2 separate regions of the Homo sapiens genome follow, and region 2 is linked to region 1. A link is an interaction called in ENCODE POLR2A ChIA-PET data of the cell type or tissue named here. Cell type or tissue: PC-3. All regions are shown on one strand. Each heading gives the region's core, and the rest is flanking DNA. Links, peaks and the distances in the headings are about the cores only. Region 1 has its middle 35 kb from the start of OR9G4. Region 2 overlaps LOC105369309 (a long non-coding RNA gene).

The links. Peaks named below come from ENCODE experiments on the same cell type or tissue, not always from the same donor. Only the 100,000 strongest peaks of a DNase experiment are listed, where the experiment ranks them.
Region 2: POLR2A ChIA-PET joins it to region 1 with 7 read pairs; 1 of 35 experiments calls an interaction of 5 or more read pairs at or near these places.

The regions. Positions count from the first base shown.
Region 1 is chr11:56,782,078-56,785,003 of GRCh38, forward strand. No RefSeq gene overlaps it. Among named protein-coding and RNA genes, the nearest start is that of OR9G4, 35 kb to the left of the region's middle. In PC-3, for the core only: a CTCF peak has its summit at 1,536 (motif pointing left); a DNase peak (open chromatin) is centred at 1,574.
Region 2 is chr11:57,125,386-57,128,311 of GRCh38, forward strand. The region is part of intron 6 of LOC105369309 (a long non-coding RNA gene); the gene reads right to left. Among named protein-coding and RNA genes, the nearest start is that of LRRC55, 55 kb to the right of the region's middle. In PC-3, for the core only: no CTCF peak of the experiment used is centred there; a DNase peak (open chromatin) is centred at 1,496; H3K27me3 peaks cover 2,018 bases.

The sequences.
Region 1 (2,926 bases), core at 310-2,809:
TTCTTTATTAAAGTCTCAGAAATTGGAAGATGGTTGGTCATTACGAATAACCTAGAGTATTCCAACAGATATCAGATATTTTGAAAATGTTACGGAAACAATATGTAAATCTGAACTCACTGAAAACACATCACCTCAAGAGTCCATTGTGAAAATACTGAGATTAAAGAAAGACATACCTTTCATTACATGAAAGCTCTGGTTTTTAAAAACTTGCCCGTATTTGATTACAGATCTCAATGAAAGTGTAAAGAGGAACTAGGATGCTGACTTTGAGAGTTCCTCAATGAAGTGGCCCAGTGAGTCACTCTACCGTGAAACCTAAAATGTACAATCTTCACTCAGATACCCATTCTTTCTAAACAGCCTTAAGTTGCCCCAATATTAAATACAAGCTGACAATTAAGAAGCACTAGATTCCCAGGCAAGACGGATGAATAGGAACAGTTCTGGTCTGCAACTCCCAGCGAGACCAATGCAGAAGGCGGGTGATTTCTGCAATTCCAACTGAGGTACCCGGCTCATCTCATTGGGACTGGTTAGACAGTGGGTGCAGCCCAGGGAGGGCGATCAGAAACAGGGTGGGGTGTCGCCACACCTGGGAAGCGAAAGGGGTTGGGGAACTCCCTCCCCTAGCCAAGGAAAGCTGTGAACATTTCAATAAAGAGAAAGAAGAGCTTGGGAACCAAGCAGAATTTAATTTGACATCTGTGTCTGCCATTTCCTCCCATGTAGCTTCAGGAAAGTCACTCCACTATTATGAACCTCAGGATTTCTTATCTCTTGAATGAGAATAATTTCCACTTTGCAAAGTTTTTTTTAATAAAATAATTTTTAAAGGGCTTACATCACCTGTTGCTAAAAAGTTTTATAATATTATTTTCTCTTAAAGAGTGTTCCAATACCCCCATTAACAGTAGCATTTTACAATTACCATTATTATTAATATGTAAGTATTACCCCATGAAAAGGAAGTAAGTTACTTTTTAGATATTTTTAAATTCCTGAATAATTAGAGTAAAATACAAATCATTCTAAACATTCTAATCTGTGGTCGATATTAAAAGGTAGAAGCAGTCATTTTTAAAATATACATATTTTACTCACTTTTATTTATTTGGAAAGTAGCAAATGACAGACTAGAAAGTATTTTCAGCTAATGATATGCCTTTTTTTATGATCGTTATGTGATATAAGGAGCTATTAAGAATGTTCAATGATGGAGTCAAAAGCTCTTAACTATGTGTTTCTAGAAAAGATATGCCATAGTTCTGTTACGTGTCATTGGAAATTTATTTTCTCACTTTATATTTTAGTTTCACAAATCGAAAGATACGAATGTGAAAGTATATCAGCAATTTTAAAGATTGATGTGCCATTAACTTGGAGGATCTAATGAAAGCTCCGGTCCTTTCCTGTGGAATAAATGTGCATAGACCTTAACACACAAACTTTGGACTTCACGGCCCTCCAAAATTCCAAGCCTAACATCTTAGTAATGCTTTCAATTAATAAAGGAAACCTGAGACAATTTTGTTATCTTAATTGATAAGTTGATGCTGCCATCTAGTGGCAATGCTTAACAACTTAAGAAGAAACCACGACAGTGTTATTTCGCTGGGAATACTGTTTACCCTTAAACGTATTCTGTATTCGCTAAGAGCATGTTAACAAGAGTTGACTTAAGAGTTAAAGATATACAATATATTTCTTAGTGAAATATTTTATATAAACTTAGAGTAATTTTTTAATTAAAATTTAGTTTTGAAAAATATAATCCTTATACAAATCTGATAATTTCTCAGGAAAAAAGTTCTACAGAAAGTTGTCACTGGAGTAACTCAGTTGAATTAGTTATTTCTTTTCCTTCACAATTTCTTACCTAAGATTACTAAAAGGAAGGAGAAAAGGATGTTTCATAAATAATATGAAAATGTATATTTCATGAGTACTGAAAGCAAACATTATAAAAGCAAAATTTAATGGGTTGGGAAATTGAACTAATATTTAAAATTAGGTTTTGAAAACTCAGGATGTAAGGTCATTTTGAGGAAATCTTTACTAACAGAGAAACCGGAGAAAGATGAATCAACATTAATAGTTAATCTTTCCTTACATTTCTTTCCAAATGGATCTGAAGAAAACAAAAGCCTGTTATGCTCCGTTGGGTTCAACAAACTTTTATTGAATAACTACTCTGTGCCAGACACTGTACAAGGTTCTCATGATAAACAAGTAGTAGCTCCTTGGGACATATGATTAGGAAGAATTCCTCTATTTCTAGGTAAATAAAATTGTGTTTTAATCAGGAGCAGATGATGTCCCATGCCTTTCCAACATCCATAAAGATGACTATATGAATATCAATAATAATAAGAAAAAAAATCAGCAATAACAAGAATAGAAACATCATCCAGCACTTCTAAATACTCTCCTGCAATATCTTATTTAATTTTGATAGTAATACAATGCCCTAGATAATGTTATCCCCATTTTATAGAGAAGAATACAAAAAAATTTCTATAAATTATGTGTAATTTTGGATACTGATTTTATTTTGAATTTTGCAGTATGTAGCCTCACTTATGTAACCTTAATATAGTTGTGCCATTCGTATTTAAATTTGTGAATATAATATAGATATTAGATTCTCCAGAGAGACAGAACCTATCAGAGATAGATAGATGTAGACACAGATAGAGATATAGATGCCTAAGAGGGAATTTATTAGGGGAACTGGTTCATGATTACGAAGTTTAAGTCCCAGGCAGATAATCTGCAAGCTAGAGACCTTAGGATGACAGTAGCATGGCTCAGTCCAAGCCTAAAGGCCTCAAAAACAGGGAAGCTGATGTTGTAACTCTAAGTCTGAGGCTTGAGGACTGAGAACCTGGGACCACTGGTGCAAATCCTGGAGTCCAAACGC
Region 2 (2,926 bases), core at 324-2,823, 340 kb after region 1:
ACAATCCTCTCTCTGCCCACTTTTCACTTTCTCTTGCAGCAAGTTTCACCTTTATCTTCTCTCAATCCAGTCCATTTGCAAAAAGGGAAAACTGGCATGGCCAATTTGCAAACAGCCAGAACAAAAGACTTTTCGATCTTGTCTGCCATTTTTACTTTTAAAGGCTCCTGGTTTTGACATGTCTAACTTGAGTCGCACATCTCAGAATCATTTTGTCTTATGTGTGCGTAGACGTGTCAAAGTCTTGGGCATCTTTGTTCTTTCAAAACTGACCATAAGACAGTTCTTGTCTTAGCACCGGAAAGAGCAATTGCTCTCAAAATCCAGAGGAGGAAAGTGCACTGTTTTGCCTGTAATAACATTTAATAGCTATAAGGTAGATCGAGATGAGATGTCCCACCTCTAAATCATAAAGGGGTCTCTGATCCTAAGGGCTCCAGGCTTAGGCAGGTCAATAAATGAAGCAGGCCTGACCACAGATATTAGGCACCTGCAGCATGTATACAGTAAAGGCAGTAGCATATCTCATCATTCTGGTCTTCTGATTTGTTCCAGACACATCAAAAATCTGGACTTTTAAATAATGGCAATTAATGCAAAATTTTAAAAAATATTATATGATCAGAATAGAACACAGACCACAAGTTGTGGCCCCCGCACAACCCCATCCATCCTCCGCTTTAGATGTCAGTCATCCTTGCTCCCTGCCACCTCCCTAGCCATGGCTTATAGACCAAGTGACCCTTCCAGATTCATTTAGCATTTCTATTGCACTCAGTCTTACAGCTTCATTTCCACTCCTCTGCTATTCTTAAAACCGGATTCTGGGCCAGGAGCGGTGGCTCATGCCTATAATCCCAACATTTTGGGAGGCCAAGGCGGGTGGATAACATGAGGTCAGGAGTTTGAGACCAGCCTGGCCAACATGATGAAACCCCATCTTTACTAAAAATACAAAAATTAGCCGGGCGTGGTGGCATGTACCTGTAGTCCTAGCTACTCAGGAGGCTGAGGTAGGAAAATTGCTTGAACCCAGGAGGAGGAGCTTGCAGTGAGCCAAGATCACGCCACTGCACTCCAGCATGGGTGACAGAGGGAGACTCTATCTCAAAAAAATAAAAAGTTTAAAAATTTAAAAAATTAAAAAAACTGGATTCTAAACCAATAACAGCAGGACTTTCCCTCTAATTCAAGCTCCCTGTGGACTTTCTGTCTTGTCTTTATGCTTGGCAAGAGTGGTGTTCATTTTCAGAATGGTCTCCCAGAAGATCTTCTGTGATACATCAGTCGGGATGAGCTAGGTTATACTCTAGAAACAAATGGCATTAAAATCCCAGAGGTTTAAATTACAAAAATTCACTGCTTGTCCATGCCACAAGTCCACTGAGGGGCTTTGCTCCAAGCCACTTGGACTCAGGTTGGTGGGGCAGCCACTATCTGAAGTGTTACCACCATCATGTCAGAGTATGACAAATCGCACACTGGCTCTCAAACCTTTTTCCCAGAAGCAACACTTATATCTCTTCGACTCACATTTCATTTCCCAGAGCAGGTTACACAGCCATATCCAATTTCAAAGGAGATGAAGAAATGTCATTTTATCATGTTCCTGGAAGGCGGGAGGATGGAAGTGTCTGGTAGCACTAACTGATTACCACATATGGTATTTCCACTTTAGAGGGAGGTTTCTTAGTTAGTTCTACCCATTGGTTCCAAAGTCATTCATTTATTCATTTAACAGTAATAACTGAGCAAAGCCCTGAAGTGGGAAATCTAGGGACAGGAATAAGAACTGACCTTTACCTTCAAGCAGCTATGACTTATCTAGGGAACATCCACAGATCTGTGCCAATAATTTGTAAACAAGGTACACAGGAGGTGCCTCAGGCAAGTGTAAATGAAGTACTGAGCATAGAAAAGGCAGTAAACATGGGGACATTGGCATCTGGGCAAATCTTTGGAACAGGAGAAAGGTAGACATGAGCAGGAAGGACCTTTCCTCTCCCCTCCCACACCCAGGTAGCTGCACTGCCCATACGAAGCAAAATCCCTCCACCCGAATATTTGTGACCACAATGATAGATGAAAGTACCAAACAGGTACAACTTCCTGAATAACTAGTCCTACACCTGGGCATATGATGCAGGCAAAGAGAAATACACATCACATCAAAAGCAGTTCCCACCCCTACCTATGGGTCCAAGACCACAATAAAGCTCATTGCTTCAATTCAAACTTCAGCTCCTCCACTTACTTGCTACATGAACTTGGGCAAGTCATTGAGCTACCTGTGTCTGTTTCCTCATATGCAAAACGTAGGTAATAATGGTACCTACCTCAAAGGGTTGATATCAGAATTGAATGGGTTAATACAGGTAATGAGACAAGTAAAGGCAGGCCGGGCTCACAGTAGACATCATGTAAGTAGTGGCTAGCACCCTCATCCTGCCCTCGTCATTGTCTTGATATGATTGTCATCTTGTTGCTTCTCCCTCCTTCAACATCTCAGTTGCTTACTACAACTCCTAAAGTGTGTGTGCTTGGCATTGACTAAGACTGTTCTTACGTGGTCCATGGAAGGAGATTTCATCCTCAAAAAACATTAGGCAGAGGGAAGAGGGCTTTGTGCCCTCAGGGGTGGTCTACCTGAACACTATTGTGTACCCCATCTCTTCCTCATCACCAGTAAATTTCTAATAAATATCTCTTTTAAACTTTTATTTTAGGTTCGGAGGTACATGTGAAGGTATGTACACAAGTAAATTCGTGGGTTCGTTTTACAGATTATTTCATCAACCAGGAATTAAGCCCATTACCTAATGATTATCTTTTCCACTCCTCTCCCTCCTCTTACCCTCCACCCTTGAGTAGACCCCAGTGTCTCTTGTGTCCCGCTTTGTGCTCATAAGTTCTCATCATTTAGCTT